Regions from separate parts of the Homo sapiens genome. Here region 2 is linked to region 1. A link is an interaction called in ENCODE POLR2A ChIA-PET data of the cell type or tissue named here. Cell type or tissue: MCF 10A. All regions are shown on one strand. Each heading gives the region's core, and the rest is flanking DNA. Links, peaks and the distances in the headings are about the cores only.

Region 1 (10,570 bases), core at 1,033-9,032:
GTAACTAAGTGCTTTTCCCTAAATAAATTTAGACCAAAAATATATATGGAAAATACAAAAACACAGTATATTATGGCCGGGCGTGGTGGCTCATGCACTTTAGGAGGCCGAGGCGGGTGGATCACCTGAGGTTAGGAGTTCGAGACAGCCTGGCCAACATGGTGAAATCCCATCTCTACTAAAAATACAAAAATTACCTGGGTGTGGTGGTGGGCATCTGTAATCCCAGCTACTCAGGAGGCTGAGGCAGGAGAATCACTTGAACCCAGGAGGTGGAGGTTGCAGTGAGCCGAGATTGCGCCACTGCACTCCAGCCTGGGCGACAGAGTGGGACTCCATTTCAAAAAACAAAACAAAACAAAACCCCAAAAAATCTGCAACAAATTACAAATGTGTGAAGCAGTAACTTAGTTCATATAATGTAATAACAATATAGTAATTGTCTTAGTCCATTTTGTGCTGCTGTACAGGATACCTGAGACTGGTTAATGTATAGAGAAGAGAAATTATTCCCTTACATTCTGGAGGCTGGGAAGTCTAAGATGAAGGTGCTGGCATCTATTGTCTGGTGAGGTCCTTCTTGCTCCTCACGTGGTGGAAGAGAGAAGGGCAAAAAGGAACAAACTTCCTTGGTGGAGTCCTCTTAAAATAGCATTAATTCATTCATGAAGGTGGATTCATTGTGACCTAAACACCTCCCAGAAAGCTCCACCTCTCAATACTGTTGTCTTAGGGATTTGATTTCCAACCTATGAATTTTGGAGGACACATTCAGACCATAGCAGTAATCACGATACACAGTTTTTGAGGACTTCAAACCAAGTACTCTTCCCCCTCTGTCACAGACATTATGTACTTAAAAGTTCTTAAGAACCATTGCGCTTAAAATGTGTTAGCCTTTTGACTTAGAAACAATTAACCTCAATAATAACAGAGATAAACAAACCAGTTTTCCAGTAGAAATCATTCTGGATTTGTTGAACAAAGACCACAACTTCCTTCTGATGGTCTCAGTTGTTTTCCTGGTAAAGCTATGTAGCATGGCTGTTGGTTTTGGTTTGGTTCGTCCGGCTCACAAACCCACATTTCACTTTCCAAGGTGGCCAGAGACAACCCCAGTAATGACACAGATAAACAGACTGATTGTCTTTAGAAATCTTTCCAGGTTTGTTCACCAAAGACTGGATGTCCCACTATCACCTTACTTAACACAACCCCTCTAACTGATGCTAAGTGACTCAGCTTTTTTGTATATCACACCATCATTTTGAAGCCTAGAAATCTTACTTTGTACTCTAACTCATCACTCTACTTCAATCTCAAATCTCAGTCCCTTCCTTTTCTTTTCTTTTCTTTCTCTCTCTCTCTCTCTTTCTTTCTTTCTTTCTTCTCCTTTTCTTTCTTTTCTTCTTTTCTTGTGTCTTTTCGTCTTTCTGTCTTTCTTTTTTTTTGAGATGGAGTTTCACTTTGTTGCCCAGGCTGGAGTGCAGTGGCATGATCGTGGCTCACTGCAACCTCCGCCTCCTGGGTCCAAGTGATTCTCCTGCCTTAGCCTACCAAGTAGCTGGGATTACAGGCACCTGCCACCACACCCAGCTAATTTTTGTATTGTTAGTAGAGACAGGGTTTCACCATGTTGGCCAGGCTGGTCTCGAACTTCTGACCTCAGGTCATCTGCCCGCCTTGGCCTCCCAAAGTGCTGGGATTACAGGCATGAGCCACCATGCTTGGCCCAATCACAGTTTCTAATCATAGGATCACACGATATCAGGATTGGAACAGAATTCTTAATTCAGTCTAGCATCTCACATCAGTTCCCTTTCTCTGTGGTTCTGTACCTTCCCTTGCCCTAACCAACTTGCTCTGTCTGCAGGTCAGCGACTGTGGGGGTCACTGCCCTATCCAATGGGGAGCTTATGGCATGTGGTGTTTGCGTGACTTCTTCCTGACAGATATTTATTAACACTTCATACTGGGCAGGCGTTCAGTCAGCTTTGTGGCATTCTAACTTGCTGATGTGGTTTGGGTGTTTGTCCTCTCCACATCTCATGTTGAAATGTGATTCCAGTATTGGAGGTGGGGCCTGGTGGGAGGCTATTGGATCATGGGGTGGATCTCTCATGAATGGTTAATGCCATCTCCTTGGTGATAAGTGAGTTCTTGCTTAGTTAGTTCACATGAGATCTGGTTGTTTAAAAGTCTGGGACCTCCCCTTTCTCACTCTCCCTTGCTCCCTCTCTGGCCATGTGAGATACCTGCTCCCCCTTCCCCTTTGCCTTCTACCATGATTGCGAACTTCCTGAGGTCCTTACCAGGAGCACATGCTGGAACCATGCTTGTACAGCCTGCAGAACTATGAATCTCCTTTATAAATTACCCAGCCTCAGGTATTTCTTTATGGCCATGCAAACAGCCTAATACACTTCCAATCCCCTTGGTACCAGAACTAGATATCACAAGAAAAGAAAACTGCAGATCAATAGTTCTTATGAATATACATGCAAAAATTTTCAATAAAAATACTATCACACTGAATCTAGCAACATAAAGGATTATACACCATGACCAAATATGATTTATTTCAAAATGCAAGGTTGATTCAATATACAGAAAAATCAATGTGATATACTATATTAATAGAATAAGGACATAAAAAGAATGAAGCTGTGATATATGTTAAAACATGGATAAACCTTGTCTTAGCCCATGTGAGTTGCCATGAAGGAATACCTGAGGGTAGGTAATTTCTAAATAAAACAGGTTTATTTGGCTCGAGGGTCTGCAGGCTGTACACAAGAAGCAAAGTGCCAGCATCTGCATCTGGTGAGGGCCTCATGAAGACCCCACCCATGGTGGAAGGGGAAGAGGAGCAGGCATCACATGGTAAGAGAGGGGAGGGAGGTGTCAGACTCTTTTTAACAACTAGAGCTCATAAGAACTGAGTGAGAACTCAGTGAATCCCACGAGAATGGCACCAGCCTGTTCATGAGGGATCTGCCCCTGTGACCGAAATATTTCCCACTTGCCCCCGCCTCCAACGTTGGGAATCAAATTTCAACATGAGAGTTGGAGAGGACAAACAGCCAAACTATTATCAAACGTCGAAAATGTTATGCTAAGGGAAAGAAGCTAGACACAGAAAAAAGGCTGCATGTATGATTCTGTTGATATGAAATGTCCAGAACAGGTAATCCTATAAAGACGGAAAGTAGATTTGTGCTTGCTAAGGGCTAGGGGAAGGAGGGATTGGGGAGTGACTGCTAATGGGGATGGGGTTTCTTTCTGGGGTGATGAAACTATCCTGGAAATGGTGCTATTATTGCATAATGTTGTGACTATACTAAAAACTGCTGAATTGTATAATTTAAAATGATGAATTTTATGGCTTGTGGATTATACTTCAATAAAAAAGAACTAGATAAGAAAATAATTCTATAGTGCCTAGCAGAATTTTAAGGCAAGTAGATAGTAAAATAAATATGAGGTAATTGATGGATGACAAGAACTACTGGAAATCTCTTTGTAGACCAGAAATATAGCCATCGTTTGTTAAACAACGGGAGAGAAATGAGCTCCAAGGAGCTTAGTCCATGTAATCTCTAGGAAATTGTGTCCTAGGAGTTGCTTTTGGTAAAGACTAAATTCTTCATGTCCAATGCTCCCTCCTAAGCATTGTATTAATTTTACTTTCAGCATCAGTATGACAACCTGTTCCACCGTGGCCGCCCTGGGAATGATGCCACTCTGCATTTATCTCTACACCTGGTCCTGGAGTCTTCAGCAGAATCTCACCATTCCTTATCAGAACATAGGTCTGTATGGGCCTGGGAAATGGAGGACTAACAGTAATGGTGATGATACTAATAATAGCTGTTCTTAATTATATAACTCTTTATGCAGGGATTTTTTTGGTAGTACTTAATTTAATCCCTTAAAGAACCCTACAGTATAGATTCTGTTACCAGTTCAGTCTCCTAGGTCTTCAGGCTTCAAGAGGTTTAGTAACTTGATCAAGATTATGCAGCTGGTAAGTACGGAACTGGAGTTCTAACCCGGGAATCTGACTACAAAGTGCAAACTTTCATCCCTATAAGAGTGCATTTTTGAAAAAAAAAGAAAGCCAGATAATTTACTTTGAAAAAGCAGGAATCAAACCCTTATGTAATTAGACTATAAAGCAATTGGACTCTTTATACTCCAAGGTTTAACTGGATCTAGTGGCTCTAATTAGACCTTCCTGTGACTTCACCTTTCACATTGCCTGCGAACCTTGACTTTTTCTTGGAGGTTGAATGTAAATAATTCTTACTGATTATGAAAACTCATCTACATGTCACAGTCTCACCCATATCTCTTTCATTATCTCCTCTTCTGAATATTATTTCTCATGAAAGTCTGCCATTTTCCTAAAGATCTCTGTGGGTTTAGCAAGCTTAGAAGAGAAATGTGGTGAAATGATCTGCCTTTTCTAGTGTGGTCAGTTTTTGAAAAAGTGATAGGCACTATGTTTTTTTGTTTTTTTTTTTTGAGACAGAGTTTTGCTCTGTCACTCAGGCTGGAGTGCAGTCGTGCAATCTCGGCTCACTGCAACTTCTGCCTTCTCCTGCCTCAGCCTTCCGAGTAGCTGGTACTACAGGTGCAGGCCACCACACCCGGCTAATTTTTTTGGTATTTTAGGAGAGACAGGGTTTCACCGTGTTGCCCAGGCTGGTCTCAAACTCCTGAGCTCAGGCAGTCCACCCACCTTGGCCTCCCAAAGTGCTAGGATTACAGGTGTAAGCCACCGTGCCTGGCCAACACTATGATTCTTAAGACTCTCAGTGTCAATCTGGTGTCTCAGGTAAACACCTTGAAGGCTTACAACCCATGGCCCATAGTTCAAAACCATGAATGAACCCACTTCCTCACAATAGCGGGAGCCCACTGAATCTGTAAAATTTGAGGGAAACCTTAATTTAGAAACCATGATTTTATGTGCAACTTTTTTTCTGATCAGTAAGTTATTTAATATATTCTGCTTTGATAATATGTTCTGAAAGGCACTCACAAGACGCAAAATGTTATGAGCAGCTTATATAACTTTGGAGCCAATATTGTAGGCATTTATCCAGACTTGGGAAGTGGCATGGGAAAATGTCAGTTTAAAGCTGTTACCTAATTGAAATAGAAGTTGTTGGGAAGTACTGTGCAGTCAGGGTGAGAGGGAAAACCCTCTCATGGATTTTTCTTCTCTTTAGGAATTACCCTTGTGTGCCTGACCATTCCTGTGGCCTTTGGTGTCTATGTGAATTACAGATGGCCAAAACAATCCAAAATCATTCTCAAGGTGAGTGACTTCATGGCCACTGTTGGCACGTCCTCAGACTCAGGGGCCTGAAAGACAGAAGTGAGCAGTGGCTGGGACAAGTGAGCTTGTTGAGTACGGCCCCACACCCAGAAATTCTTCTTACACATCCTGTGGTTTTGGATCCAGGGATCATATTTCCTCCACCCTGTAAGCCTTGCTTTGCCACTCCCATAGTTCTGTACCCTGAGGCTTATGACGCCCTGGAAAATAAGCAACTATTGATTTAGTGTCAGGAAAGCTAAAGCCTGTGTGTGGACAGAAGAGCCCAGGCCCATCCATAAACAAGGCTTCACACAGGTGCTCTTGAGGCAGAAGCTGTTCAAGTGAGCATGAAAGGGAACCCCAGTGTTTAGTAATATGGCTGGTTTCTTGGAAGAGTAGGAGGAAGGGCTGTCTTGCAGAAGCATTCCTGGGGTCACGGCCAAAGCTGTTGTTTGTACACATGAGCAAGGGCTGCTGACTACATGAATAAGACTGTTTAAATGAAATCATCCAGGAAGCACTGAGGAGTCTAGCTATGGAATGATGGTGACTAGAACTTTCTACCTCCTCTTGTCTTTGCAGTCCTGCCCTTTGTCTGCTGGAGAAACAAGCAAATGTCTTTGTTAAATGGCTTTTAAAAATAATTCAAGAGGCCAGGTGCAGTGGCTCACATCTGTAATCCCAGAACTTTGGCAGGCTGAGGTGGGAGGATTGCTTGAGGCCAGGAGGTTGAGGCTACAGTGAGCCATTATCATGCCATTGCACTGGAGCCTGGATCACAGAGTGAGACCCCATCTCTAAAAAATGAAACAAAACAACAAAACGTAAAGAGGAGGCATTCTTAACAATGGTGTGAGTCTCCTAGGGTGCTTTCCATTTTTTTTCTGATTATGTATCACTTTAGCAGATAGAAGGTTGTAATATGTGTGGCTTTCATGAAGATTTTAAAAATGTTTCAGTTATATTTTACATTTATAAAGAAGTAAACATTTGGGGTTATTTAGAGTTTCATGTAGTAAATCTCAGTTAATTTTGTTTTCTGGTTTATGGTTTGGCTTGGTTTAAGCTTTTGCCGTTTGGCTCTACCTCACAGAACATTGCCACTCTATATGCCTGTGCTAATGGACACTGTTTTCCCAGTTATGCACAAGGCCAAACCATTCCCACCATTCCTTCAGTGCGATGGAGAATGAGAGGAGAGGGCTTGCCAAGCAGAAAATCAGCTGGGCACAGAGAGCTGGAGGATGGCTTAGTATAGTACATTTGTATTGCATATGGATGACTTTAACATCAATAGTGCACACCTGATTTTCACTCTCCTTTTTTAGCTGTACTCATGGAATAAAGTCCCATCTTTTCCACATTTATTTTTAAAAATTAATTAAGTTTTTGAGATAGGGTCTCGCTCTGTCACTCAGGCTGGAGTGCAATGACACGATCATAGCTCACTGCAACCTTGATCTCCTAGGCTCAAATGATGCTCCCATCTCAAGCTCTGAGGTAGCTAGCACTACAGGCATGCACCATCCTGCCCTGCTAATAAAAAGATTTTTTTTTTAGAGACAGGGTCTTGCTATGTTACCCAGGCTGGTTTGCAACTCCTGGCCTCAAGGGATCCTCTGGCCTTGGCCTCCCAAAGTGTTGGGATCACAGGCATGAGCCACTGTGCCTGGCCCCTTTTCCACATTTATTATTGTTATTTCAGTAGGAGAAAATTTCCAGTGTGGTAGTTATGATTTTGTTTACAAAACAAGAGGAGGGAAATGATCATGGAAACTTCTTGCTTTTCAAGTACTCTATCTTTGATTATTTTTCTTAAAAGGGCATTTAACAACAATAACAAAAATAATGCTTTTGGAGTTTTCCAGCTCCTCTATCAGTCCATCAGTGTCAATGGAGAAACCAGATACATTTTTTTACATGTCAGTTTTATTTTCTGTAACGAGCAAATTTAAAACTCTTTTCTTTTGGGTATTTCATAGGATTTATGGCAAAACATTTAATAATATGCATAAATATTCTAGACTACCTTAGTAAAAAAAAAAAACTAGGCTAATGTAATCATTATTTTAGTATATCTTCATTCCCTGTTCTTAGTTCCATTTTAATTTTAGATCTGACACATTTTCTGAACAAACTTAAGTGTTCCCCATTTGCTCTTGGTGGATATTAAACTTTGAAATCTTTGGTAGAGAGAGGAAGAGGGGATGTTACATTCAGAGGCCTTAGTTCCATTTTAATTTTAGATCTGACACATTTTCTGAACAAACTTAAGTGTTCCCCATTTGCTCTTGGTGGATATTAAACTTTGAAATCTTTGGTAGAGAGAGGAAGAGGGGATGTTACATTCAGAGGCTTTCTTTCTTTCATTTTTTTTTTAAACGGAGTCTTGCTCTGTCACCCAGGCTGGAGTGCAGTGGCGCAATCTTGGCTCACTGCAACCTCCACCTCCTGGGTTCAAGTAATTCTCCTGCCTCAGCCTCTTGAGTAGCTGGGATTACAGGCATGTGTCACCACGCCTGGCTAATTTTTGTATTTTTTAGTAGAGACAGGATTTTGCCATGTTGGCTGGATGGTCTTGAACTCCTGACCTCAGGTGATCCGCCCACCTCTGCCTCCCAAAGTTCTGGGATTACAGACATGAGCCACCATGCCTGACCAAGAGGCTTTCTTGTCTTAGCATCTTTTTCTTAGGCAGGGGTCTAGTCTGTCTCTGTATTTGAACAGTAAAAATGACCCCCAGAACACATTTATGGTATATTGGGTCATTCTGTTTGTTTGTTGTCTTCTCTAGTTTCCTACGACCATCCTCCTTCACATCCTGAATCATTTCAAATCAAGGTTGACACTGTAACTAGGTACACAGTTTACTGTCTACATGATATGAACAGGAGCTTGCCAAGATCCTGATTTTCCCAAAATACCCTAGGTTATGCTTTCTTCCTATTTTATCTAAATCTCAAACTATTCAAAATTTTGTTATTGTTGGCTTTTGTTTCTGTTCTTGTTAAACAACAAAAGTAAGGACAGTATCCATTTGGGAGAGGATAGAGGTCTCCATCAGTATTTCTCATGTGATCATGAGTATTAGCTCAGATTGTCCAATGAAGAATGGGTAAATTTTATTTGGAGGGGAGAAGGACAGGGATCAAAGCAGCAGGCAGCTGCTGGTGGTTGAAGGGGCGGTGGGAGGGGAGGCAGATGGTCAGGCAGGGCAGACGTCAGACTGGAGGTCACAAGCAGAGGGTCATAGAGGTGTGTGCAGGGGTGTTGGAAGCTCATTGTCAGATTCCATTCATTTTACACTTTTGTTCTACCCACAATAGAACTCTACTACCCAATCCTTTTGGCAAAATCTTCTACTTGAAGAGAAAGGTAGATATGCTAAAGCGAGACTTAGATTTGTGTCAAACTCCACCAATTTCTAGCATAGGCAAGTTACTTGACCACTTTGGAACTCAGATTTCTCCTCTACTAAATGAAATTGTATTTAGTCATCTCTAAGTCCCTTCTTTGTTCTAAAATTTCTAGATCCCAAGCATTTTACAACCTTGATGGACTTTGTATCATAGAGCAAAAAACCCTGAGTTTATATTCACTTATTTTATTGTTTGCTTCAGATTGGGGCCGTTGTTGGTGGGGTCCTCCTTCTGGTGGTCGCAGTTGCTGGTGTGGTCCTGGCGAAAGGATCTTGGAATTCAGACATCACCCTTCTGACCATCAGTTTCATCTTTCCTTTGATTGGCCATGTCACGGGTTTTCTGCTGGCACTTTTTACCCACCAGTCTTGGCAAAGGTATAGTTAAACTATCCATAAACTTTTTTGAGGAAGGTAAATTTAACACACTGCCACTGGTAGGCTTTGCTGCCTGTGTCAGGAGACATGAAGAGTTTTGACTTACATAGTGGAATCGACAGGATAACTAAGCATAAAAGAGGGTCATTCATGGCAATTCATGGAAAATATTGTGGTAATTCTTTATGTAAATTAAAGCAAAGGCCAAATTGATAGGAAGAGATAAATTTAAGTTAAAAAAGAATAGAAAACGACATGATTTGATTCCCACTTCGTAGAAGAAAGCAAAAAGAATTCTATGCATCAAAATATACTGGAAGAAATACACCATATGGTAACAATGTTTAATTTTGAGTAGCGAAATTAAGGATAATTTTAGTTCTTTAGTATTTCCTTGGTATATTTTTGAAGCTTTTCAATAAGTATGTACTACTTTTAAAAGCAGAAAAAAATTACTAAAGAAGAGTAAACTATGCAGTTGAATTCCAAAGGTGAAAGTTGGGAATTTTTAATTGGCTTTATGCTACTTCTAATCCACTTGGGGAACATTTAGGGTTGTACTAAGCGCCCGGTAAAGCTTTACCCCATCTATCTCATTTACTTCTTACTACAAGCTTGAGAAGTAGATCCTATCACTACCCTCATTCTACTGATGAGCAGACCCTTCAGAGAAATTAAGTGACTTGACCAAGTTCATAGAGCTAGAAAATTGTGGAGTTAGGATTTGGACCTGGGTTTGTTTCCAAATTTAACAATTAGGAACACAGTCTGTTGAGTGGTTGAAATGCAATTGGCTCTGGACAGAAAGTACTCCTATGGCAAGATGTAGTCCACAATCCCATCTTTTTCATACCTGATAGCCTGACAAAGCCCAGGACTGAGATTTGGCTCATGAATGGTGCAGGTGTGAGTTCCAGCTTTGTAGCTTAATCATATCGAGTTTTTGACAAAAGTCTCAAAGAAGTGAGGGTGGTTTGAGACAAGTGTAGCAAGCAATAGAATAAGTAGAAATAACGTATGAACACAGAGCTTGCCCTGTACCATTGACAGCATTTTCACCCCCTCATTACACACCCTTGTTACTTCCCCATTCCAGTCCAGCTTGCACAGAGGTGCTTGTTTGTTTTCTGAAACACCTCTTTTATCTCCTCACTTCCACATATAAAACACTGCAGGCTCCCTTTATAAACTGGAGACGTGAAACTGCTTAACTCAGCCCTCAACATCCTGCCCAGGTCTTCCCTCTATTCCCTCCTTTGTCTTTTCAAATGAGGTTTACTTCATTTTATGCAACCAGAAAACCAATAAAGTATAGAAAAGTAGAAAGCAAAAAGAAAAATTATTACCAAACTCTTTCACCAAAGATAATCATTTTAGGAATTTGGTCTTTATTCAGGGTTTTTGTGTTTTTATTTATTTATTTATTTATTTATTTATTTATTTAT
Region 2 (10,570 bases), core at 955-8,954, 59 kb before region 1:
CCTTGCCCTAATTATAGTCCTGGGAGAATATGTAGTGCAGTGTGATGAGGACGGCACAAAAATTAGAATAAGGCAGTCTGGGTTCAAATCCTGTAACCTTAGAAAAGTTATTCGTGGTTGAGGTGCCTCCATTTTTTCTTCTCTAATATTCCTAAAATCCCACCACTAAATTAATAGTAGCATTTATTGTGTGATAATTGAGACAATGTATATGAAATACATTCACCAGTACTCAAAACATAGTAAATGACTGTAAAGTTACCACACTATTATTGTTTCTGTGTTAGGTGTTGATCTTTTGCATTCCTTCTTGTGCTTTAGTGTTAACACTAGGTGGCAGCAATGCTCTCTTAACCAATTAAAAGGATACTTGCTTACTTTCTGGCATAGAAGAGATGGGTGAAGCCTTACCTAATAGAAAGATGTGTGTAGGACGCCAGCAAAGCAGGGGGGAAAAAGATGAATAGAGATAGCAATAGAGATAGGTATAGAGACATCAATAGAGATAGAGATAGAAATAGAGGGAAAGAGGGAGAGAGAGGGGAAGAAATTGTAGAAAGAATTTGATATTTCAAAAGGATATACTGAAATAGTCATTGTGAGAAAAACCAGATCTCTTTTGGACATCCACCTTCTAGAAAATTGTATTATTTTAAAATACATGTGGGGAAGTGGCAGAGGCCATGTATTTTTTTGTGTTGACAATGTTAAGGATCTTAAGTCGTCCTGGATGGCAAATGTCTGTAAAGTGTAATGTGTTTTACTGTTCATTTTAATTTTAGTATTAATCTTAATTATAAAAAGATGAGCATTTTCCTCTATATAAAACATTCCTTCTACAATAAGATATTTAGTGGTATCTATTGCTGTCTAATGCTATCTATTGTTGTGTAACCATTATCCCAAAAGTTGGTAGCTTAAAATGAGGAAATAATGATTTTTTTTTTTAATTGAGACAGGGTCTCATTCTGCCACTCAGGCTGGAGTGCAGTCGTGATCATGGCTCACAGCAGCCTCAACCTCCTGGGCTCAAGGGATCCTCCTGCCTCAGCCTCTGGAGTAGTTGGGGCTACAGGTGTGTGCCACCACATCCAGCTAAGTTTTTTTTCTACTTTCTGTAAAGATGGGGTCTCACTATGGTGCCCAGGCTGGTCTTGAACTCCCAGGCTCAAGTGATCCTCCTGTCTCAGCCTGCCGTAGTGTTGAGATTACAGGCATGAGCCACCGTGCCCAACTATGATGAACAGTTATTATCCTATATTTTCTGAGAGCCAGGAATCCTAGGGTGACTTAGCTGGGTGGTTCTGGCTCAGAATTTCTCACGAAGTTTAAGTCAAGACCTCAGCTGGGGCTAAAGTTATCTGAAGGCTTGACTGGGCCTTGAAGCATCTGCTTCCAAGATGGCTTAATCACATAGTTGGTGGCAAAAGCCCTCAATTCCTTATGAATTTCTCCATAAGGCAGCTTGAGTGTCCTTTCAAATGGCAGCCAGTCTCTCCTAGGGTGAGTGACCCAAGAGAGACTGCAAGAAGGAAGCCACAATACCTTTTATGACCTTATCTCAGAAGTCATACACAGTAATGTCCACCATATTTGTTCACAGTGAGTCACACAGGAAATAACTAAATACAATTGTCAGGAATTTTATGCATATGCTGGAAATGGAGTTCCTGTATAAAGAAATCACAGGCTTGACCTCTTCTGGTGTGGCCCTAGACCTATTTCTACAACTATAAAAAGAGAACTTACCATGGAACCATGAGGAACTTCCCTTCTAAGGTGGCTTGTCCCCTATCTGGATATAACCTCAAATAACTTCTCTGTCTCTGTTTTTTCATCTCTAAAATAAAATCACCTAAGAAAGTGCCTTTCAAATTTTTTAGACCCATTGTTAAGGGCTGTACATTGAGCCTGAGCACACACACACGTATGTGTATATGTGTATATATATATGTATATAACAGAAATGAAAGTGCCACAAAATAATACCTTCTTACACTTATCTGTGTGATGTACTCTAATTTTATTCGCCATTCTATGCTAACTCATTTTTAAAAATTCCGGCCAAAGACCGGGCGCGGTGGCTCACGCCTATAATCCCAGCACTTTGGGAGGCCGAGGTGGGCGGATCACGAGGTCAGGAGCTCTAGACCATCCTGGCTAACACGGTGAAACCCCGTCTCTACTAAAAATACAAAAAAATCAGCTGGGCGTGGTGGCGGGCGCCTGTAGTCCCAGCTACTCGAGAGGCTGAGGCAGGAGAATGGCGTGAACCCGGGAGGCAGAGCTTGCAGTGAGCTGAGATGGCGCCACTGCACTCCAGCCTGGGCGACAGAGCGAGACTCCATCTCAATAAATAAATAAATAAATAAATAAATAAATAAATAAATAAATAAATAAAAATTCAGGCCAAAATCTGTAGTACACTGGTCTCACAGTCCATTGAGGGTTTCAACATTCTTTGTGGAAAGAAAACACCCACTGTCACTCCTCGGTGCTCACTTTTCATTGGTGGTAGAGCAGAAATGCTGAAGAGCGAGTGACAGTCCTCACCTTCCAGTTTCTGGGAGGCACAAAAGCACCTTTGAAAGATGGGTCAGCCCTGCGAGCCTACTCTAATCAGAAGGATCAGAAGTTGCTTGTCAGATGGAAAGGTTACTGTGTTTTATCTTTTTTTTTTTTTTGAGATGGAGTCTCTGTTGCCCAGGCTGGAATGCAGTGGCGCCATCTCGGCTCACTGCAACCTCTGCCTCCCGGGTTCAAGCAATTCTCCTGTCTGAGCCTCCTGAATAGCTGGGACGACAGGCGCGCGCCACCTCGCCCAGCTAATTTTTGCATTTTAGTAGAGACAGGGTTTCACCATGTCGGTTGGCCAGGCTGGTCTCGAACCCCTTGACCTCGTGATCTGCCCCTCTCGGCCTCCCAAATTGCTGGGATTACAGGCGTGAGACACGCGCCCGGCCCATCCACCGTGCCTGGCCCATCTGTGTTTATCTTTAAAAGTTGGCTTTGGAACTTGCCATGTGACTCTGGGCAGCCCTTTAACCACCCTGAACTCATTCGTCGGCTCCACAATTGAAATGAGTAGTATCGCTCTTACCTATTTCATAAAGTTGTTTTTAGGCTCACAATCAATTAGGCATTTATCACGTGGCGGAGAATCTCAGGGCAGGATCTTTCATCCTCAGAACAACCCTCTAAGACATAGAGCATTATCCTTGTTTTATAGATGAAGAAATTGATGCTTAGAGCAGTGACATGCGAAATCTTAAGGTTAAATCTTAAGTGGCAGAGCTAGAATTCCAAACCAGTTCTGACATCAAAACCCTCACTCAAAATGGAAATGTAAGCTCGTTTCATTTGACCGTAAGGGGTGGCCATCTGATGTATTCAAATGAAGAAATACGAAATCACCACAGCGTAATAACGGCTTTAGAAATTGATGCTGTCTTGCTCTGAACACGAACACCTAAAATATCACACGTGGGCTTTGAGCTCACTGCCTTCACCCACTGCAGTGTGAGAACGCTGGCAACAGGGCTTCGGTTCCCCAGATGTCAGCAGCCAGGACTGGGTACATTTCTTTAAATGGCGCCCGCAAACGAAGTCCAGATCGCTTGGATGCAGCCCCCTACATTGGAAAGCGTCCTTCCCAGGAAAGGTCTGGCTTACAGCCCTCTCTGGCTGGTTGGCTGGATTCCGAGAGCGCGGCCTGCCCCGGCCCGGTTACCAGAGAGCGGACCCCGCGGGGCGCGTCTCCCGGGCCCGGCGTCCCCTCCCTGGCGGGTGGGGAGGGCCCCACAAAGCCCTTTGTTGAGGCTCCCGTGTGACGCGAGGAGCCCCAGACTCGGCGCCCGCGGCGAGCGGGAAGGAGGCGTGTGCCTGCGGCGCGGCCCCGAGGCGTGTGCGCGGCCATGTGCGCTTAGCGCAGCGCGCTCTTACCTCAGTACCCCGGCCGCGACCCTCCGAGCCCCTGGAGCCCGGGTAACCAGGCCGCCGGCGCCGGCTCGCGGGGACCCGCCACCCTGGAAGCCCCGCGCACACAGCGCATTCCTGGCGAGTCGGAGGCAGGGTGGGGCCCAGGTGTGGGAAGGAGCCGAGGCTGAGGCCGTTCCCTTCTCCGCGGGCTCTGTGGGCGGCCGAGGCCCCCACCCGTCCCGGGAACCAGTTCCTCCCGGGCCCTGCGCGTCCGTCCGGGGAAGGGTAGGGGACTCGCCCCGAATCGGCGTGCAAGGGCGGGGACGCGGGAGTGGTGCTGAGTGTTTTGAATGAGGGAAAACCTGGGAAGGATTGCTCTGCTCAAAGTGCCCGGGCCGGGGCGGGTGGTTCCTGTGCAGGCAGAGCCTTTGGTCGCTCAGCACTGCCACGATCAGACACATTTTGGCGCAGCGGTGTTGGAGCTGGTTTGGCAGGCTCAGGCAAGGGCAGAGAGTGCGACACCGAAACTTTGTCTCAGGATGACGAAACTTACCTGGCATTTTCTCCTTATTCGGTGGCAAAAAATGAAAAAATGAGTTCATGGAAAAATGAAAGAGAACACGGTTTTACACTTGGGGTTCCAGTTCAATGAACACTTATTAAGGACTTTCTGACATTCAGAATTTTTTTCTATTATTTGGCTACAAAATATTCACGTGAGAGGCATTAATTAGGTGCGTTGCCATCATTTCAGGTAAAGTGAACAGAGTTATCTGTGACATTCCATCAGGCACCTATGTAACGAAATCATACCGTAATAACTCACCATGGCGTATGGAGTGCCAAGAAAGAACACAGTGAAAACCATTTTGCGGGGCAGTTGTTATAATGTGTAAGTACTATTTTTTTTTTTTAAATCAGGGTAAGCATTGACTGCGGTGGGGAGTGTCTTTGTTAAATAAAAGGACTGGACACTCTGTGCTCCCCATGAGATACTGGGCTATGTGAAGTATTTTGAGGTGTCTGGGATCTGATTTTTTTTTTTTTTTTTTTTGGCAACTGCTTTTATAAGTTAATTATCTTACTTGGTCTTTACAACACAACACTTTCAAGTGAGAAAACTGAGGTTCAGAGAAGTTTGATCAAAGTCACAGTCCTGTAGTAAGGAAATGCAAAGGCTAGACTCGGAGTCTTTTTGTTCCAAGACAGCATTTTCTGCTTCCACCCACAACTTTAAAAAAACTTTGTTTAGATACTCCACGTCTACCAAAAAAATGCCCTGGTGTCAGATGTATCTTAACAGAGCACCTAATTAGCTGGTACAAAGGGTCGCTTTTATATCCTGTATACTTTGGCAGGCAGTGGATGGACAACACATGCTTTCCAATCAAGAAGACGTGGGCTCCAAGCCTGGCCCTGCCCCCAGCTCCCTAAGGCCATCTTCTTCGTACCTTGATCTCTGCATCTGCAAGATGCATATAACAATTGGCTATGCGGTGTGGATTATAAATGAAGTCGTGTATGTGAAGTACTTGCACATTGCCTGTCATCCAGTGAACGCATAGTGAGCACGTGTTGCAACCACACAGTAGTTTTACTCTGTGGTATTGTAGTGCAGTCTTTTCCTTTCTTAAACGTTTGATTAGGCATCAGCTGAATTTGTCTTTTAAACAATATTCTGTGAAGTAAATGAGGATTCCCTACGGGATTATAAAACCAGAGCTATAAGAAATTCAGAGAAAACTCACTGTTGCATTCTGTTTAGTTTTGTCAGTTTAGTACGTATTTAGACCTTGAACTATGGGCAAGTACCATTATAGTAAGTGTCATTATTATTATTATTATTATTATTATTATTATTATTATTTTATTTGCATTGTGTATGTGCATTGCTACACAAGACACATACACACATGTATACACACACATATGTCTTTTTAACACATGGAATCATATTGAACTTTGCTCTGCCCACCCCTTCCTAATATATCTTGTATAGCCTAATAGGTAAGAGCACTAATTCTGGAGTCTGACTTCCTGGGTTCAGATCCCAACTTCACAACCAATGGCTTTGTGACCTTGGGCAAGTTGTTCTCTGCACCTCAGTTTCCTTCCTTCCTTCCTTCCTTCCTTCCTTCCTCCCTCCCTCCCTCCCTCCCTCCCTCCCTTCTTTCCTTCTTTCCTGACAGGGTCTCACACTGTCACGCAGGCTGGAATGTTGTGCACCTCCTGGGCTTGAGTGATCCTCCCATCTCAGCCTCCTGAGTAGCTGGGACCACAGGCACACACCACTGTGCCCGGTGAGTTTGTTTTATTTTTGGTAGAGATGGGGTCTCACTTTGTTGCCCAGGCTAGTCTCAAACTCCTGTCCTCAAGTGATCCACCTTGGTCTCCCAAAGTGCTGGAATTACAGGCATGAGCCACCATGCCCGGCTGGAGATCTTTATTTTTTATCAAGACAGGGTATCACTCTATCACCTCAGTGCAGTCTCAGCCTTAGCCTCCTGGGCTCAAGTGATCCTCCTGCCGCAGCCTCTTTTGTAGCTGGAACCACAGGCCTGTGCCACCACATTCGGCTAATTTTTTGATTTTTTTGTGGAGATGAGATCTCATCACATCACCTGGGCTGGTCTTGGCCTTCTGGCCTCCAGCGATCCTCCTGCCTCTGCCTCTGCCTCTGCCTCCCAAAGTGCTGTGATTATAGGCATGAGCCAGCATGCCCAGCCTACTCTTCAGTTTTCTAATCTGTAAACTGAGGATAGTAGTAGCACCTGCCTCTTTCATATGGTTGTTGCAGTAATTACATGAGTTCATGTGTGTAAATTGCTTAAAACAGTGCCTAGTAGTAGGTGCTATGTAAACAATAACTGTTTTATTGCTTATCTTTCCAAATCGACACAATCCTTATTCTTTCATTACATGTTTGTACTACAGTTTGTTTAATCAGGCTCTTCTTGATAGATATTAAGATTATTTCCATTTTTTTTTTTTTTTTTGAGACGGAGTTTTGCTCTTCTCACCCAGGCTGAAGTGCAGTGGCATGATCTCAGCTCACTGCAACCTCCGCCTCTCGGGTTCAAGCTGGGTTCAGAACCTCTCGGGTTCAAGTAGCTGGGATTACAAGCGCCCGCCACCATGCCCAGCTAAGTTTTGTATTTTTAGTAGAGACGGGATTTCACCATGTTGGCCAGGCTGGTCTTGAGCTCCTGGCCTCAGATGATCCACCCACCTCAGCCTCCCAAAGTGTTGGGATTACAGGCGTGAGCCACCATGCCCGGCCTCCATGTTTTTTTGTTTGTTTGTTTAAACGAATGACACTTCAACACTTCAATGAACACTCTTATACATTTTTATGACTTGTTCAGGTACATCTATAATAATTGTAGACTCTAAGTCACTCCTGAAAGTTAGATGATAAAGGATGGGGAAGGTGGAACAGGTAAACAAAGGGGTGGCTGGTGTAATATGGTCACTTCCCCTGCTTGGACCAAAGCAGGTCTTTCACTTTCTTCATGCATATGAGGCTGAACTCATATTGACTGCAGATGAGAAACATGTAGCTGATATTTTCAAATTTCAGAATTAGGTGAAAGAGAACAATTTTTAAAGGTTCATAGTGGTTATTTTGAATTTGTAGTTTGGAATTTCATCCCCATTCCCAGATTGCACACTCAAAACCTTAGTCTGTGCCAAGCACCCTGCTCAATGTATGATTATGCCCTTCTTTCCTTCTTCAATATGACCACATTTTTATGAGCTATAAAAGACTCTGGAGCTTACAGTTCTTATCTACATCCTCTTACATGGAAAGAATGGATTGACTTCATGGAGGCTGAATCAAAGTTCCTGGTGTAATTTCTGGTCATTGTTCAGTATTATCTCTATATTAGTTAATATAAATCTCCCTCTCCTGTCTGGAACTACAACTCTGGAAAATTCTGAACATCTCCCCCTCCACCCATAAACCAAAATGTCTAGTGGCAAATGGAACTGAGAATTAATGTCTTCTACATCTCACATAGTAGGTGCTTAATCAATATTTATTGAATGGATTAATGAATTTTTGCCCCAGACAGGAACCTTGGGATATTGCATTGCTTGCAAAGACCTGGTCCACAAACCTAGCCAATATCAAGTTGCCTTTCTTGGAAGAAATTTCATTTGGTGGTTCTGTGCAGCTCACAAAATGTACCACCATTAAAGATGGACTGCTCCCTTCTGCAGAATGTAAGTTCCTTAAGTTCTGCTTTAATAAGTTATAAATTCAGTGTGCCATTTGCTTATCAGAGAAATGTTTAAATCTGTGTATTTACACCCATACCTCCTATCTTTGTAGCTCTGTCATCTTGTTTATTATTCAGGCATATGGATTTTGCTGTATGATATTCAGTTTTGACTTAGTTATGCCTGATGAAAAATGTATGTCAGATTGTTTTGTGTATTTTCTTTTTCAGCTATCAAACTCGAAAGGGAGTATGAAGTGAAGCGTCTTTGTAAACTGAAGTGTCAAGAAAATACATCTAAGGAAATTCAGCTTCTCCTGAGGGAAAGGCCAGCCGGTTTGAGAAGACCTCTTCCATCTAAATGACAGTCAGTTCATGATTGAATCTGTACTCTGTGTCTTGCATCCAAAGGGCATGAAGGTCTCTGGACCTTTCACTATGTATAGTTCAGGGCAGATATTTGAATGCCCACTGGTGGATGGGCCACTGCCCACAGCTGTGGGTTAGTACCCAGTTCTGACAGATCTTCTGAGTCCCTGACATACTCTTGTTCCTTGTGTCACAAACGACAGCACTGTAAGTAGATGAAAATGCATTTGGAGTTGAGTCGTTTGTGCTATTCATTTTAATTTTTGTAAAATTGCACTAAAAGAAGAGGAAATTTCTTCAGCTGCATTGTTTTCAAAAGACATCTTAAATATGCATCTTTGAGATCCCAAGGAGGGACCAAAAGAAGGCAAGAGAGAAATTCTCTTAAAAATGATAAACTGAAACATTTCATTTGGTTAAGAAAAATAATAGACTTCATTTTTAGTACCTCCCTAGTTTCCAATTTTCTTTTTTTTAAATATATATATTTTTTATTGTACTTTAAGTTCTAGGGTACATGTGCACAACGTGCAGGTTTGTTACATATGTATACATGGGCCATGTTGGTGTGCTGCATCCAGTAACTCATCATTTACATTAGGTATATCTCCTAATGCTATCCCTCCCCCATACCCCCACCCCACAACAGGCCCCCGTGTGTGATGTTCCCCTTCCTGTGTCCAAGTGTTCTCATTTTTCAATTCTCACCTATGAGTGAGAACATGCGGTGTTTGGTTTTTTGTCCTTGTGATAGTTTGCTGAGAATGATGGTTTCCAGCTTCACCCATGTCCCTACAAAGGACATGAACTCATTATTTTTTATGGCTGCATAGTATTCCATGGTGCATTTGTGCCACATTTTCTTAATCCAGTCTATCATTGTTGGACATTTGGGTTGGTTCCAAGTCTTTGCTATTGTGAGTAGTGCCACAATAAACATACGTGTGCATGTGTCTTTATAGCAGCATGATTTATATTCCTTTGGGTATATACCTAGTAATGGGATGGCTGGGTCAAATGGTATTTCTAGTTCTAGATCCCTGAGGAATTGCCACACTGTCTTCCACAATGGTTGAACTAGTTTACAGTCCCACCAACAGTGTAAAAGTGTTCCTATTTCTCCACATCCTCCCCAGCACCTGTTGTTTCCTGACTTTTTAATGATCCTCATTCTAACTGGTGTGAGATGATATCTCATTGTGGTTTTGATTTGCATTTCTCTGATGGCCAGTGATGATGCACATTTTTTCATGTGCCTGTTGGCTGCATAAATGTCTTCTTTTGAGAAGTGTCTGTTCATATCCTTTGCCCACTTTTTGATGGGGTTGTTTTTTTCTTGTAAATTTGTTTGAGTTCCTTGTAGATTCTGGATATTAGCCCTTTGTCAGATAAGTAGGTTGCAAAAATTTTCTCCCATTCTGTAGGTTGCCTGTTCACTCTGATGGTAGTTTCTTTTGCTGTGCAGAAGCTCTTTAGTTTAACCATTCCTTCTGAAACTATTCCAATCAATAGAAAAAGAGGGTATCCTCCCTAACTCATTTTATGAGGCCAGCATCATCCTGATACCAAAGCCTGGTAGAGACACAACCAAAAAAGAGAATTTTAGACCAATATCCCTGATGAACATCGATGCAAAAATCCTCAATAAAATACTGGCAAACTGAATCCAGCAGCACATCAAAAAGCTTATCCACCATGATCAAGTGGGCTTCATCCCTGGGATGCAAGGCTGGTTCAACATACGCAAATCAATAAACGTAATCCAGCATATAAACAGAACCAGAGACAAAAACCACATGATTATCTCCATAGATGCAGAAAAGGCCTTCGACAAAATTCAACAGCCCTTCACGCTAAAAACTGTCAATAAATTAGGTATTGATGGGACGTATCTCAAAATAATAAGAGCTATTTATGACAAACCCACAGCCAATATCATACTGAATGGGCAAAAACTGGAAGCATTCCCTTTGAAAACTGGCACAAGACAGGGATGCCCTCTCTCCCCACTCCTATTCAACATAGTGTTGGAAGTTCTGGCCAGGGCAATCAGGCAGGAG

Evidence for each region. Peaks named below come from ENCODE experiments on the same cell type or tissue, not always from the same donor. Only the 100,000 strongest peaks of a DNase experiment are listed, where the experiment ranks them.
Region 2: POLR2A ChIA-PET joins it to region 1 with 41 read pairs; 3 of 35 experiments call an interaction of 5 or more read pairs at or near these places.

The regions. Positions count from the first base shown.
Region 1 is chr4:86,826,548-86,837,117 of GRCh38, reverse strand. It overlaps SLC10A6 (solute carrier family 10 member 6), which reads left to right. Exons shown (of 6, transcript NM_197965.3): 2 at 3,694-3,812; 3 at 5,238-5,326; 4 at 8,950-9,125. Among named protein-coding and RNA genes, the nearest start is that of SLC10A6, 18 kb to the left of the region's middle. In MCF 10A, for the core only: no CTCF peak of the experiment used is centred there; a DNase peak (open chromatin) is centred at 5,517.
Region 2 is chr4:86,885,696-86,896,265 of GRCh38, reverse strand. It overlaps C4orf36 (chromosome 4 open reading frame 36), which reads left to right and starts at 3,844. Exons shown (of 5, transcript NM_144645.4): 1 at 3,844-4,083; 2 at 4,673-4,810; 3 at 7,991-8,145; 4 at 8,373-8,508. The coding sequence starts at 4,746. The coding sequence ends at 8,506. RefSeq lists an enhancer at 3,447-4,102 and silencers at 3,623-4,162, 4,373-4,432. In MCF 10A, for the core only: no CTCF peak of the experiment used is centred there; a DNase peak (open chromatin) is centred at 4,275.